2 separate regions of the Mus musculus genome follow, and region 2 is linked to region 1. Evidence: chromatin loops called from intact Hi-C (ENCODE). Cell type or tissue: heart. All regions are shown on one strand. Links, peaks and the distances in the headings refer to the core of each region. The heading gives the core; the rest is flanking DNA.

What was found. Hi-C counts contacts between places; a loop is a spot of excess contacts. Peaks named below come from ENCODE experiments on the same cell type or tissue, not always from the same donor. Only the 100,000 strongest peaks of a DNase experiment are listed, where the experiment ranks them.
Region 2: it touches region 1 in a loop (3-fold over the local background); 1 of 42 quality-filtered maps calls a loop at or near these places.

Annotation. Positions count from the first base shown.
Region 1 is chr5:129,721,636-129,729,621 of GRCm38, reverse strand. Nipsnap2 (nipsnap homolog 2) reads right to left here and starts at 4,547. Exons shown (of 10, transcript NM_008095.4): 1 at 4,401-4,547. The coding sequence starts at 4,477. In heart, for the core only: no CTCF peak of the experiment used is centred there; a DNase peak (open chromatin) is centred at 4,431; H3K4me3 peaks cover 2,954 bases; H3K27ac peaks cover 3,270 bases.
Region 2 is chr5:129,874,757-129,882,742 of GRCm38, reverse strand. It overlaps Phkg1 (phosphorylase kinase gamma 1), which reads left to right and starts at 3,655. Exons shown (of 10, transcript NM_011079.3): 1 at 3,655-3,812. Chchd2 (coiled-coil-helix-coiled-coil-helix domain containing 2) reads left to right here. Exons shown (of 4, transcript NM_024166.6): 3 at 164-314; 4 at 1,347-1,582. The coding sequence ends at 1,357. In heart, for the core only: a CTCF peak has its summit at 3,548; DNase peaks (open chromatin) are centred at 3,602 and 4,502.

The sequences.
Region 1 (7,986 bases), core at 1,888-6,887:
ATACCCACTTGACCCACAAATATTTGCTAACTGCATGATGATATGCGTTAGGGGTTGGGCTAGCTGCGAGAGGACATACATAGAATGAACCCGGCCCTGACCCCACAGGGCTGAGCCTGCAGGGGAACTGGATCACATGCATCCCCAGATAAGCTTTGGACGGAGGCCCAGGGGTGGGGGATAAGATGCAGCAGCGCAGGGTGGCCGGACGGGGCAGGGTCTCAGGTGGCCGGGAGATGAGGTGCCAGGAAGAAGTAACTCTTGAGCTAATGATGTGGCTCAGTGGTTCTCAGCTTTCCTCAGGCTGCCACTTTAACACAGTCCCTCGTGTTTCCGTGATCCCCAACCATGAAATGGCTTTCATGGCTACTTCCTAACAGGAATTTTGCTGTTATGAATCGTAATGTAAATATCTGATATGCAATCCAAAGGGGTCTTGACTCACAGGCTGAGAACCACTGACAGAGAAGGGGAAGAAACATCTGTCAGCTGGACATCCAGGGGAGACAGCGTTTTAAGGGCTAGTCACAAAGCCAGGAGTAGGTATTGCAGCGAGGAAGCACGCACGGGCAGGGGAGGGCGGCAGATCTATTCTGAGATGTTTCATATTGAAGCAATACTCCTGTGACCCTAACTCCTGCACAGCTGCTACAGAGACCCTCTCGCCCATTTCTTGTTTAGAAAAGCTTCAAACATGGAGAAGTTGAAATAATTTACACACTCCAAGTAGATAAAAATGTGTTGTGTAAGTAAAAAGAAAACTTTTATAGATTTGGAAATCGTCTAGACACATACAACACTTCAGCATATGCCTCCCGTGATGGTCAGACCTTTAATTCCAGCACTTAGGAGGTAGACTCAGGAAGATCTCTGAGTTTAAGGCCAGCCTGGTCTACACTGAGAGTTCCAGGCTGGCCAGCACAATGGGTGAGACCTTGTCTCAATAACTGAATACTTTAACATGTATCTCCAGAGAACAAATCTAAATCCGCTACGCTATTATCATAGCTAAGAAACACAGCTGTTCTAAAATATCTACATCCACCCTCTATTACTCGTCTGCATTGTCTTCTAAATGGCTTTTCTTGGGAGGGGTGTTGGAGATGGAAGGAAAGGATTAGGTAAAACTCAGATACACGCCCTTAACGGCTAAGCCACCTCTCCTGCCAGCACAGGTTGGTTAAGGGAGATTTTTATAATGGAAAAATGGCCTCTTAGAGTTTTTTTTTTTTTTTTTTTTTAAATCTGTCTCCTTCAATGATGGGATCAAGTTCACAGTCTTCAGAGGAATCCATACAATTGCTGCTGACAGTTAATGAGGGGATGAGAACAGAGACGGTGGAGCTTAGACACTGGGAAGCAAACATGACAGATCTGACGACCAGATTGGAAGGAGAGAGGAGAGGGGCAGCACAAGCTTGGGGAAGGCCTGATTCCTGGCTTGGACGATGGGAGATGGTCCATCCCTGGAAAGAGAGCAATCAAAAAATCCTTTGTACCTTAAAACCCTTTCTAGGCGACTGTCTAGTAATCAGCTGAGAACTCTGGGCTTAATACAATCCATAGCTAAATAAGATGGACTACAGCTGTGGATCTCGACCTTCCTAACGCTGCGACCCTTTACTACAGTTCCTCATGCTGTGCTGATTCCCAACCATAACATTATCACATCGCTACTTCAGAACTGTAATTTTGCTCTAACTCTTTGGATTTATAATATAAATAGCTGATATGTAGGATTTCTGATGTGACCCCCTGCCGGGGGAATCTCGACCCACAGTACTAGAATACACACGTCTGAGATACCTACAGAGACCTCCTGATTCCTATCTGAAACTCATGTTGCAAGGCCACCTCAACATCCCTGTGAGCAAATCTGTTATTTATTTATTTATTTACTGCCATCTTACTTAACCTTTTAGCCAGGATCAGGCACAGCTAACCGGTCCAATAAATATCCCCTCTCTGACGCCTGTCACATAATGATGGTTCTGGCTGCTCTTTCCCCGTCTTCCTTGCTGGCTCCTTCTCCTCTATTCAACAGCCTGTAAATGTTGACACACACTAGGCCTTGCTTCTCAGCTCCTTCACTAGCCTCCTTCTCTCCTTAAAACAATTCCATCCATCGCTGTGGCTTTAAAACAAAACAAACACACCAAAACAAGCCTGGCGGTGGCATACACCTTCATTCAGTCCCAGCACTAGGGAGGCAGAGGCAGGCTTAACAGCCTGATATATAGATCGGGTTCCAGCACAACCAGGGTTACTGTCTCTCAAACTCCCATCTCCCCCAAAACCAACCCCTCCCCCCAAAAAAACCTCTAACCCCCCAGACAAACCAAAACCCACAGAAAAACAAAACCACCACCATCAAAAACAAAAACAGTAAAAACACAGTCTAATAAAATCCAGATATCTATCAACATTCTTATATGCTAATCCCCACCAGTTGCCTATAGCCCAGACACTTGGATATTCCATTTGAACAGCCTATACCTCAGACTTCACAAGGTTCTAAACTGCTCAGGACTCCCTCTTCTTCCTCCTCTTTGAATAGCTCCCAGAGAGGATTGGCAGGAAGGGAGAGAGGAGGGTGAGAGTATCCTCAAGGAATCAAGGGGTAGGGAGCATTTGGCTCCAAGTACGGGTACCTGGTAGGTCCAAAACTCTACCAGTTTCATGACTTTGAGCATTGGGTCTTGAGTGAGCACCTTGGGGTTCAGTTGCCTGTTTCCCAAGGAACAAAATACAAACTTTAGGGGCTCGGACTGCTTGCTCAGTAACAACAGATGTGAGAGTAAGATGTCGGTTCATTCCACTTGGAATCATATTACAGGTGGTTTAAATAATTTGCACCTACAAGTTGCATCTGTCCTGAAACAAAAGCATTCACACACTTTTCCCTCGAGATGTGTCTCTTGTCCTCTGTGTGTCTGTGTGAGATACACACCCCAGTACTAAAGATTGCCAGTAAATCAGACAAGCCATATTATATGGTGCTCTCATAATGCTGGAGAGATGGCTCCATGCCTAAGACCACCTGTTCCTTTCCTAGAGGGGCAGAGTTCCGATCCCAGCACCCAAGTGGTGGCTTACAACCATTTCTGTAACTGTACTTCAGAGGGTCAGAGACTTTCTTCTGGTCCCTGAAGGCCCAAGGCATGCACACGGTGCACATACATAGATGCAGGTAAAAACCACACATACGCACAAACAAAAGAAATCTGAAGGCAAGTTCTGGAGCTGGTGAGATGGCTTAAGGGGTAAAGAAACTGGCTGCTAAGTTTGATGAACTACATTCAATTTCCCAGACCCACATGGTGGAAGAAAATCAATTACACACACGTGGCAGAGAGCTCAGAGGTTAAAAAAAATCTTAAAAAAAAAAAAAAGGAATATTTCAATTAGCCAAGGCTGGCCTGCAACTGCACACCTGCAACTGCAGAACTTTGGAGTCTGAAGCAAAAGGTTTGCTGAAGGTTCAAGGCCAGCCAGGAATATATGTAGTAAGATCTTGTCTCAAAATACATACATACATACATACATACATACATACATACATACATACATACATACATAGGGCCTGGAGAGATGGCTCAGGGGTTAAGAACACTTGCCGCTCTAGAAGAGAACTCAGATTCAATTCCCAGCCCCGACATGGCGGCTCACAACCCTCTGTAACTCCGGGTCGTTGGGGATCCAAAACCTTCTCCTGGCTGCCCCAGGCACCTATGTGTTAGCCACACATGAAAGCAAACACTTATACACATAAAATAAAAAAATAAATCCTACAAACCGCTTAAACAGCAAATAAGCATATAAAGGAAGAAAAGAAGGGAAAACAAATCTGTCGGTAAATTCGGATGGCCTTTCGTTATTTAAACGTGGGGATGTCAAGGTGACAGGTTGACACACCGAGCACAGTCTCCGCGGAGGTCAGGAAAAAAGAAAAAGTTTCGACAGCGAACTCCGCCATCTACTACAGCTGGCCACCGTGGGTTACTTTTTTTTTTTTTTTTTTTTGCCACTCCGCTTTCAAATTTAAGGGCTGTCCCGACTGGGGACCCCGGGGTACAGCTTCCCCAGGGAGACCAGCCATCCTTTTGCTTCTCTGCACGACCTGGGGCGAGGCATTGCTACTGCGAGGGGCGCAGCGCGCAGAGGCTGAGGGCGGACGTGGCCCGCGAGCCCGGGCGTCCCCGGCAAGGGCGGCGCCGGCAGGACGGTGACCTTGAGCCCCACGGGGGCCCGGGAAGGCGCCGCAGCCTCGCCAGCCCTCGGTCGCCTGGGACTCGGGAGGCCGGCCCCCCGGCGTCCCCTGCCCGCCCCGGGGACCCCGCGCCCTTCGCCCCACGGCGGCCCCTCCCCGGCCGGGCCCCGGAAAGGGCGGCGCTGCTCACCGGAGCCCCGGCAGGAAGCCGCTCTGGGCGGCTGGCCGCAGCAGGCCTCCTCGCGCGAGCAACACCCGCGCCGCCATCTTGCTCCGGAGCCTGAAGCTCCTACCGCCTCGGTGTCGCTGACGCCGCCGCTACCGCGACCCCTCCCCCGGCCGGGCCGACCAGGCTGGGGCGGGGCGGGGCAGGGCGCTAGGCCGCTGTAGTGCAGGGGAGCGGCCGCTAGGGGGAGCAGCGTGGCGCCTCAGTGCTGCCGCCAGGGGGCGTGCCAAGAAGTTGCTGAAGATATCCGTAGATCCCGCGAGGGGAGTTCAGGGTCTCTGAAGTCCGAGTGAGAAAGGAACCTGGAATGTACACGGGGAGATCCACGGGAAAGGAGTAGATCTGTGCATGTGGGGAATCCAGAGTCTGATTTTATGGTTGAGGGCCACCACAAACATGAGGAAACGTGTTAAAGTTTTAGCAGCATCAGGAAAGTCGAGAACCACTGGTATAGGGGGAAGTGTATTCTGTAAGGATAATAAAAGAGCTATGGATATAAGCATAAACTTCAGCAAGATAAGAGTAGGCAAAAGCAGAACTAGATCCCGAGGAATCAGAGAAATAGGGAGCAGCCTGGGCCTCAGTTACATGCAGAGGCCAAGAGAAGGATACTCTCCAATTGGTGGCTGCCTTCCTGGTTCTGAGTTAGAAGACGGATGGGAGCTGTAATCTTGAAGCTCAGGAGTTGTGGTTTTCTTTATCTTTTAAATTTTTCTCTTCCTAGTCTATGTGCATCATCAGTGTTTTGCCTGCATGTATGTCTGTGTGAGAGTGTGGGTGGAGCCCCTGGCAATTGGAGTTGCAGGAGGTTGTGAGCTGCCATGTGGGTGCTAGGAATTGAACCCCAGGTCCTCCGGGAAGAGCAGCCAGTGCTCTTAATCGCTGAGCCATCTTTCCAGCCCCATGGGTACAGTTTTTCTAACAAGAATTTGGACAAATGACAGGGTCTGGTCTTGTGGGTGGTGGAGGAGCGGTTCAGACTGGGAGAGGCACTCCTTTGAATGTGAATGAGGCTGAGAGCGGTCCATAAAACTGTAGACCCAACTGTGGGAGGCAGATATGTGACTTGCTGCGGGCAGGGCCTCTTCAAGCGTCGGTGAGCCCTGCCTTTTTTATACAGATCCTTCATTTCTCAACTTAGCTGAGACAGGGTCTTTATGTGGCGCCCAGTCCGGCCTCAAACTGATGGTAATCTGTTTACCGCTCTTGAGTCGGGGTTGAACCTGGGAGAATGGAGCCTAAAAACGAGGCGGACTAAAGTCTCAAGCAATAGCGTTTATTCAGAGCATCAGACGATTTATACTCTGAGGGTATAGAAGAACCACAGGAGTTAGGTGTGTAATCATAAGGACAAGCCACACGTGGCAAAAAAATAATAAAAGCAGCAAGCAGTAATGAGTGATCTGGAGTGAACTCACTGCGATTCGCTACACCTGGGAGGGGTGTGAAGCACAGTCTATGAACAAGTTTTGTGTTTTGAAGAAACTGAGGTTACAAGACTCATTTGGAGTTTCTCACAAGCATTCAGAGTTCCCCTCATGCGACTCCATCCTTGGGTCCTGCCTGTTCTGACAGGAATCCTTTTGTAATCTCAGGGTAAACTCCTGGGTTGAGATTACTTGCAGAGCCGTCATAAGCTGTTTAGTTATTGGACCTCATTATTCAGACCAGGATGGCCTCAAACTCTCAATGCTCCTGCCTCTGTCTCTGCGGTGCAGGGATCATAGGTATGCAGTATTGCACTTGACTCAACTTTATAGGTTAGGAGTTTCAACTCTCTCTTGGAATGCAAACTTGGCGTTTATGCATTTCTTTGATGACTCTGCTTTTGTGCTCCTTAGCATTAGGCCATATTTTTCCTGTATTCCCCACCCCCAAACCCATTGCCATTTGGCTCTAAAGTTTCATTAGTTCTTTAGTCCAGTGCTCTCCTCCCTTCCTAAGTACTGGTGACTGTACTTAGGGCCTTGAATATGTTAGGCATGTGTTCTATTAATGAGCTTGCATCTTCAATCTATTTTTGAAATAGGTTCTACCAAGTTGCCTGGGCTTGCTGTGCTCAGCACTTAGCCTCCTGAGTGCTATATTATAAGTGTATGCCATGGGCTGGAGAGATGGCTCAGGGGTTAAGAGCACTGACTGCTCTTCTGAAGATCCTGAGTTCAAATCCCAGCACCCACATGATGGCTCACAACTATTTGCAATGAGATCTGATGCCCTCTTCTGGCTTGTCTGAAGACAGCTACAGTGAGTGTATTTAGATATAATAATAAATTAATTGATTAAAAAAATAAGTGTAGGGGGCTGGAGAGATGGCTCAGTGGTTAAGAGCACTGACTGCTCTTCTGAAGGTCCTGAGTTCAAAACCCAGCAACCACATGGTGGCTCACAACCATCTGCAATGTGATCTGACGCTCTTGTCTGGTGTGTCTGAAGACAACTACAGTGTACTCATATACATAAAATAAATAAATTTAAAAAAAAATAAGTGTATGCCACTACCCAAGTGGCTTTAGGCCCTGCCATGGATCACCCCACTCAGGTATGGGGGGGGGGGTCCCTGGAATGAGGGTTCTTGAAGCTAGGTGGGTAAGGATTTGGTGGTGACAAACAGAAACAAACACAGAGGCAGTTTGAATCTGAGTGTATTCTGCAGCTCTCAAGCAGGGGATTTTATACATTAAAAAAACAAACATTATATCTCTTAGAAAGTATATATCCAGTGAAACAATCACAGAAACCAACAAAAATCATTTGGCACAGTAAAGCACAAAAAATCATCCAAGCATTACAACTCTGAAACTATGTGTTCAGTGGATCACAACAGAACAGATAACATCATTATTAATGTAAATCATCAAAATATAACAATTCTAAAAGGATGTATACAGTGGGGGCTGTCGTCCAAGGCTAGTGACATATTTCCAGGAGCAGGTTAATAAATCTTTAATGGTCAGTGCTCTTAACCACTGAACTAACTTTCCAGCCCCATGGTCAATTATTATTTAACATCTAGTGCCTGATTTTTTATAATCTTCAATGTATAAATTTAAACTATTTTAAATCTTTCTAATTAAGGCTTTCTTTACCATATACCAAAATCCACCTCTGATGACACACAAGTAGCCATATGAAATTTTATTGTTGGGAAAGTTTTTATCATACAAGTTTTGTAAATGATTTAGAAAGTAAAGTGTTGGTTTCCCTGGGGATAAGGTCATGTTAGTGACCCCCATCTTAGGCTACCAGGAATGTGTAAATAAGAAAAGAATAAGAGAAAACAAAACAGATAGACTGCCATGAGAACTACGGCTCAATATATTTTCTCCATTAAAGAGTTCCACAGCCAATTCCAGGAGGTCAATCGCCTCAGTCTGTGGAATTTGTCACACAGATCCTACTGGAGGTGGTGTGGCAAGGCCCTAGTGGTTCTCAACCTGTGGGGGTCAGGATGCCATTGCAGTTGGTCCAATGATCTTTTCAAAGAGGTTTCCAAAGACAACTATCGAAGATGAAGCTAGGTTTAAGAACTGAGACAGGACTCCTCTAT
Region 2 (7,986 bases), core at 1,041-6,040, 150 kb before region 1:
CGAGGACATCTTTGTTCTTTACATCGTTTTCACTGCCATGTTCCTGGCTGGCACTAAACTTGCACCTTTCTCCAGTTGTTCCCCAGCTCCCAGTGTGTGAGCGCTGCCCTTGGGTGGTGCCCTGTGCTTTCTCATCTCAACACAAGATGCTGTGTCTTTGCAGGAGCCTCAGGGAGCCCAGCTGCAGAACCAGCAGTCTTTTGGACCTTGCTCTCTAGAGATCAAGCAGTTTCTGGAGTGTGCTCAGAACCAGAGCGATGTCAAGCTCTGTGAGGGCTTCAACGAGGTGCTGCGGCAGTGCAGGATTGCAAATGGTAGGCGACTTGTCCCTCTGCTCGGGGTGATGGTCCTGAACCCTATTTAGTTTTGGAGTTAAGTATTTACAGTTCAGTGCTTGTTTTTGTTTTCCCAGTTTCAATTAGAGTACTGGTTCTCAACCTTAGGCCCTCATGCTGTAGTGACCTGGAACCATAAAGTTATTTTTGTTGCCTTTTTTTTTTTTTTTTTTTTTTTGAGACAGGGTTTCTCTGTGTAGCCCTGGCTGTCCTGGAACTCACTTTGTAGAGCAGGCTGGTCTCGAACTCAGAAATCCGCCTGCCTCTGCCTCCCAAGTGCTGGGATTAAAGGCGTGGGCCACCACACTAGCTTTGTTGCTATTTTGTAATTATAATTTTGATACTGTTATGAACTGTAGGGTAAATGTCTTATATGCAGGATATCTGGTATGTGATTCCTCTGAAAGGGGTGGAGACCGTCAGGGTGAAAATAGCTGAGTTAGATGGGAGGGCGGTGAGGTATTTAGGAATGGAATTAAGAGGTACTTGTCCTAGCCAGGTGGAGGTCATGCACAGTTTTAATCCACTCAGGAAACAAGAAAACCCTGTCTCTCAAAAAAGCTAAAGTTCATGAAGTTCTCTGCCTGATAGAACTGATATCAGACCGTCCCACAACAGGGAAGACCCAGGCCTGAGGCCGATCCTCAACCTGAGAACTCCCAGACAGAATGCTGTGGACGAACTGGTCCACGAAATATCTATTTCCAGGACAGGGTTGTTAGGTAGGCACTACACTGCCGTGCCCATCGAGGAAACCCTCCCCTTAGCTTCTGACAGAGGGTTAGTAATAGAATTGAGAGAGACAGAGATAAGATACTTGTCTTAATTCATAGCTTCTTGTTGGTTTAACATCTACCAAATTGGCTAACCCTCTGCTTCGGGCCGTTGTAGACACATGCACCGTGTCTTAGTTATGGCAAAGATAGAATGGAGGTTTGATTGGATGAACCCTGAAATGGTGGTGTTGGGTGTCTTCTAACTTAAACTTGTCTTTTTTTTTTTTTTTAATAGGTTTAATGTAATCAAGAAATTCAAGCTGAAGAGATGTAACATTGGTTCTGTATAATTGATAGTACAAGTGTGGACCCTTATATTTCTAACAGTTCATTGCTTTGGAATGGCCGTGAAAGAGATCTAACTGTGGATGCTTACTGAGGCTTGTATGTAGTGTTGGTTACTGGGGAAGTGTTTGGCCTCCTTGGACTGTGTTGTGATTGTGAGTTAAAAAAAATAAATTGGTTATTCTGAAGTGTGTGGTAGCGTCCTTATTGTGTGTGCCTGGTGAACATAGTAGCATCCTAAGAGAAGCCATTCTCTATGCCTGTCATTCGTCTAGTCCAGAGGTGCTCAGCCTTCCTAGTGCTCTGGCCTTTTAATACAGTTCCTCATCAAAAACACAGCTTTCTGATCTGGAGGCATCGAATCTAGGAAAAGCTTAGGCCCAGGTAAAGTGGTACATGCTTTTAATCCCAGGAGACAGAGATATATATATATATATTTTTTAACTTTGATCACATGCTAATTGTGATGTGTCAGGGAGCTGGTGTGATACTCAGCTGCAGCAGGCTTGTCTAGTATTCACCAGGCTTGAGTCCTGTCTTCAGCCATGCCAACAAACCAAGTAGCTAAGTAAGTGGTAAGCAGGTAGACATTACTGAGACCTCCGATGGCCACGTGACACTGCGTGTCTGCATGGAGGCAGCGTACGCAAGCCGTTGGGTCTCCCTATATAGTCCAGATCTGTGTAAATGGCCTATCCTGCCTCAGCCTCCCAAGTGCTGGGATTAGAGGCTTGTGCCACCATACCCAGTTAAAAACCATCCTGTAGCCAGGCGTGGTAGTGCACACTTAATCACAGCTCTGGGATCACAGCCGGTGGATCCCTGAGAGTCTGAGGCTGGCCGGGTCTACAGGGTGAGCTCCAGGACAGCTGGGGCTACACAGAGAACCCTGTCCCACACAAAAACCAGCCAAACATCAACAACAAAAACATGGAGTTCAATTCCCAGCAACTACATGGTGGCTCACAAACCATCTGTAATGGCATCCGATGCCCTCCTCTGGTATGTCTAAAGACAGCTACAGTGTACTCACATACATAAAATAAAAAACTTAAAAAAAAAAAGTCATGCTTGGTGTTGCACCCTATAGTGCCAACACACAAGCAGAAGCAGGAGTGCAAGTGTGGAGGCCTCTTGGTCTGCACGGTTTCTGGGTCGTCAGAGTTGTGTAATAAGAGTCTTGTCTTCACTGGGCAATGGTAGCACACGAGTTTAATCCCAGCACTTGGGAGGCAGAGGAGGCAGGCAAATTTCTGAGTTCAAGGCCACCCTGGTCTACAGAGTGAATTCCAATACAGCCAGGACTATACAGAGAAACCCTATCTCCAAATAAAAGACTCTTGTCTTCAAAAAATAACAATGTATTCCTTTCAAAGCTGGTGTTGCCAGGCTGGAGAGATGCATGGCTCATGTGAAGAGCACTTGCTACTCTTTCAGAGGACCTGAGTTCAGTTTTCCATACTCATAGTGGCTATAATGGTCTGTAACTCCAGTTCTGGGGGGGGGGGTCTAATGCCCTCGCTGATGTCTGAGCATATAAGACATTCCTGTATTACAGATACATACTGCCAGCAAAAGACTCATACACATAAAATCGCAAAAAAAACAGGGCTAGAGAACCTGGCTCATTCCTTAAGATCATAAACTGCTTTTCCAGAATTCGATCTCCAGCACCCATGTAGCAAACAACCAGCTATAATTCCAGCTGCAGAAAAACCCAACACCTGGCTTGGGCAGGCACTAATACTCATATCCACATACAGATAGATATGCTGTGATGGTTTGTATATGCTTGGTCTGGGGAGTGGCACTATTAGGAGGTGTGGGAGGGGAGAGGGGGTAGAGAAAAAAAAGTTGCCTTGATCATGGTGTCTGTTCACAGCAGTAAAGCCCTAACTAAGAAATACACACTCATACACATAATTAAAAGTTTGCTTGTTTGTCTTTGGTTTCTCCAGACCAGGTTTCTATGTCTAACTCTGGCTGTTGTGGAAATCACTCAAACTCAAAAGATCTACCTGCCTCTGCCTCCTAAGTGTTCTCCAACACATTGGCTCAGCAAAAGCCAATATTTAAAAAAAACCAAAAGGCTTTGTCTCCTCTGAGCCATTTGCTTTATCCCTGCCACATGTGCTTTCCCCAGGCTCCGCCAGGTGTCACCCCTGATGTAGTTCTGCCCCAGGCCTAGCCCTGCTGGACCTTGGCCTGCATCCCAGGTTTGCAGTTGTGATTTATTTTTGGCAGGCCAGCCTTCCATCACCAAGTACCAAAGTTCCGCAAGAGGAGCAAGACAGCAACTCCAATAAGTGTCTGCTCAGGACACAGCTTCAGCCCTTTGTGGTCTGCTGTCTCCCAAGGGCTCCAGGACCTTTGGAATTCTTGTCACTTCCATTCAAGGGCCTACAAGGACCTCACGGTGAGTAGCCAGGCAGTAGATGGGAGCAATGGGGTTGTGAGGCAAAGACAGGAACCCCTTCCAGGTCTGTTTGACCCATTTCCCCTTAATCCTGGGAGAGCACGGATTCTCAGAGCACCTGTCAGGCAGTTACCTACAGATCATGGATCGGTTGTGTTCTCTGATTAGCTTTCTGGGATATCAAATTCCAAAACATTAGACTATCTATTCTCATTTAGAACACCTCCACACCCCTAGGGAGTCTTGGAACAAGTGTCAGGGGATAATGAAACAGTAAATCCAGATCCATGGTTGGCTCAAGTCAGGCCTTAAGAACAGGGAGATGGACACACGTATATTATCAGAAAGGGTAAACACAGCCAGAATTTGACCAGCCTGGCTCAGGCTGGCATCCTGGTGTGAGCCAAGAATTGCTCTGAACTCAATCACGCAAGGGATCTGCTGTGCCTAGATAATAAGTGAGGGGCATTACATGCCCATCTTGGGCCTTTAGAATGGCCTTTCAGCAAACAGGCTTGTTTTTCAAGGCATACTAACACCTTCAGGCTCTGTTGGCTGTTGATAGGGTCAGCACACAGGCCTGTTTCCTGCTATTGGCAAAGGAGACAGTTGTTATTCTAAACCTTCTTCTGGTAACCAGGCACCCAGTCGCTGGACACCAGGCTTCCTGCAAAGGCCAGCTTGAGGCAGCCAGCACTGCCGCTTGGCTGGTCAGCAAATTGGGCCCCTTGGGAGACCAAGCTTTCTTGGAAGTGGACATGAAGCATGTACCCTTTGCCTGCTTGCCTCTTCCTATTGCTGGGTGATTTTTCTGCCTTTCTCAAACCCTGGGTCTGGAGCAGGAATTCAGTTTCCTGGTAGGAGCCTCTATGTCCCTGGAACAAGATAGGCCAGCTTAGCTTCTCCACATCCAAGATTGAGCACCCTGACTCAGGGCTGTGGGGGATGTGGTGCGGTGGCGGTGGGGGTGGGGCATAGCTCAGCTCAGTCAGTGGCAGAGTGCTTGCCTAGCATACTCAACACCCTGGGTTTTATCCCTAGCACCTAAAGATAAAAATAAGACGGGCTGGAGAGATGGCTCGGTGGTTAAGAACACTGGCTGCTCTTCCAGAGGACCTGGGTTCAATCCCAGCCCCCACGTGGCAGCTCATTACTGCCCTCGGCTCCAGTTCCAGGGGATCCGACACCTTCACACAGATACCATGACACATAAAATTAAATTTTTTTTTTAAAGCAAAGTAGAAATAAGAGTAACCGACTCATGCCAGGCATGGAGACACATGCCTTTGATGACAGCACTAGGAATGCAGAGGCACAAAGATCTATTTATCTATGAGTTTTAGGCCAGCCAGGGCAACATAGTGAGACCCTGTCTCAAAAGGAAAAAAACAAAAAAAAAACAAAAAAAACCTTACAGTGTTGTCCACTCTGCTCCAGGACTACTGGGGTCTTGCTTGCCATTGCTAGGTAGGATCTACGGTATCCATCAGCTAAGACTTATACAGTGCATCACCTGTCCATTGAATCATACCCAGCACTTGCCACACACCGGTGCTGGGCAGAAGGCACAGAGACATCTAAGCATCACAGTCTAATGGGAGGTTATAGCAGAGGCTGAGACCAAGCATTACTCGTCCAGCTCCAGTACAGAGCTTGGCTTTTTTTTTTTTTTTAAGTAAGATTATCTTGATTTTACATGTATGACTGTTCTATGTGTGCACCACATGTCTGCCTGGTCCTGATAGAGGCCAGCAGAGGGCACCTCATTCCCTGGAACTAGAATTATAGATGGTTGTGAGCTGCTCTGTGGGTGCTGGGAATTTGAACCTGGGCCGCTGAAACAGCAGCCAGTGCTTGTAGCCACTAAGCTTTTTTTCAATATCCAGCTGCCCTCACTCCCCCTTTTTTTATTGATACAAGGTCTCATGTAGCCCTGGCTGGCCTAGAACTTGCTATATAGATCTCACTAGCTACTAGGTCTGTTTTCTTCTTCTTTTCCTTCCTTCCTTCCTCCCTCCCTCCCTCCCTCCCCCCCTCTCTCTCTCTTTCTTTCTTTCTTTCTTTCTTTCTTTCTTTCTTTCTTTCTTTCTTTCTTTGTTTCTTTCTCTCTCTTCTTTCTTTCCTCTCTCTCTCTCTCTTTCTGTTATTTAAGACAGTGTCTTCTTATCTCACCTTGGTGACTAGGCTGGCCTGGAACATACAGAGATCTGCCTGTCTGCTGTGCCCAGCATACCCCCAGTGTTTAGCTTATTTCATGGCTATTAGCCAAGAGTGATGATAGCCCATGCCTGTAAACCTAATGGCAGGAGAATCACAAGCTTTAGGGTTAGCTGGGCTACGTAATTAATCTTAATTGTAAGCCAGCCTGGGCTGTAGAGTGAGGTCTAGCTCAACAATGGGCTTTTTAATATTTATCTTTCCCCAGCTTTCTGGCCCACTCCCATTCTTAGAAGTGTCTTTCTCCCGGGCGGTGGTGCATGCCTTTAATCCCAGCACTTGGGAGGCAGAGGCAGGCAGATTTCTGAGTTCCAGGCCAGCCTGGTCGACAGAGTGAGTTCCAGGACAGACAGGGCTACACAGAGAAACCCTGTCTTGTCGAAACCACTGTCTCCTGTGTGAGATACGTTTCGAACCGGAGCTCCACCATTATGGCTCCACCATGTGGTCGACACCTCTGTCTCCTGCGGGAGATATGTGTCCGACCCGGAGTTCATTAAACTACCTCATGCTTTTACATCAAAAAAAAAAAAAAAAAAAAGAAACCCTGTCTTGGAAAAAAAAAGTGTCTTTCTTTTTCTCAATAAGCTGTCTCTATTCCCTTAGAAAACAAAACACAGGGGAGGGTATGGGGGACTTTTGGGATAGCATTGGAAATGTAAATGAGGAAAATACCTAATAAAAATAAAAATTAAAAAAAATTTAAAAAATTTTAAAAAGTAAGACTTCAAAATCAAAAAAAAAAAAAAAAAAAAGAAAAAAAAAAAAGAAAACAAAACACACTCCCCTCCCTCCCCCAAGAAAAAACCCACTAACCTCTAAGGGCACCAGACACACGTGTGGTACACAAACATACATAAGGGTGAAACGCTTGTACTCCAATAAAAATAAAATTGGTCAGGAAATGAAAGGCATAGATGTTCTGCCATATGGGGAGGAGCTAAGGGCTGAGAAACGGGGAGGGGGGCCGGGGGTGGTGGTGGTGAGAGTGCAGAATACAGCGCATGGGCATGATGGCACAGACCAGACCTGAAACCCTGCACTTGGGAAGTCGAAAGATCAGGAGTTCAAGATCAGTTTCAGCTACAGGCAAGTTTAGGGACAGCTTAGGCTCCATGAGACTCTTTGTTTTTTTGTTTTTTGTTTTTGTTTTTTCGAGACAGGGTTTCTCTGTATAGCCCTGGCGGTCCTGGAACTCACTTTGTAGACCAGGCTGGCCTCTTGAACTCAGAAATCCGCCTGCCTCTGCCTCCCCAGTGCTGGGATTAAAGGCGTGCGCCACCACGCCCGGCTTCCATGAGACTCTTAAGCCAAAAGAAGAAGCAAAAGAGTCGTCGCCGCCAGCCATCATAGGCAGAATAACAACAAATACAGAAGGGGTGGTGGCTGGCTTGTTGATGGACAGCCGAGGGAGGAGCGGTATGATGTATGCAGGAAGCTCACCCTGGAAGGGAGGGGTAGGAAGGTAAGGGAGTCCACAGGGATGGAAGGGTACCACAGGATGCAATAGTACCAGGAGGAAAGTGCGAAGCTTTCTTTCTTTGCCACAAGTGCAGAGAAAACACAGAAGAAAAGCAAGGGTTGGAGAGATGGCTCAGCAGTTACCAGCACTGGCTGCCCTTGCAGGCGCCAGAGTTTAGTTCCCGGCATTTGCATGGCGGCTCCCAACTGCTCTAATCCAGTATCTCAGGCTCCCTCTTCTTTATCCCTCTTTCCTCCTCTGCAGGCACCTGCATTAGTGTGCACATACCCACAGACAGCCCTGCCTGCTTTTTTTCCACCTTTTTTCTTATAGTATTTCAAGACAGCGGTCCTCGGTTTTAGCTCTGGCTGGTTTGGAACTACAGCGGTGGCCCAGGCCTTTAATCCCAGCACTCAGGAGGCAGAGGCTGTGAGTTGGAGGCCAGCCTGGTCTACAGCAATAGATTCAGGGCAGCCGGAACTAAAACAAAAACAA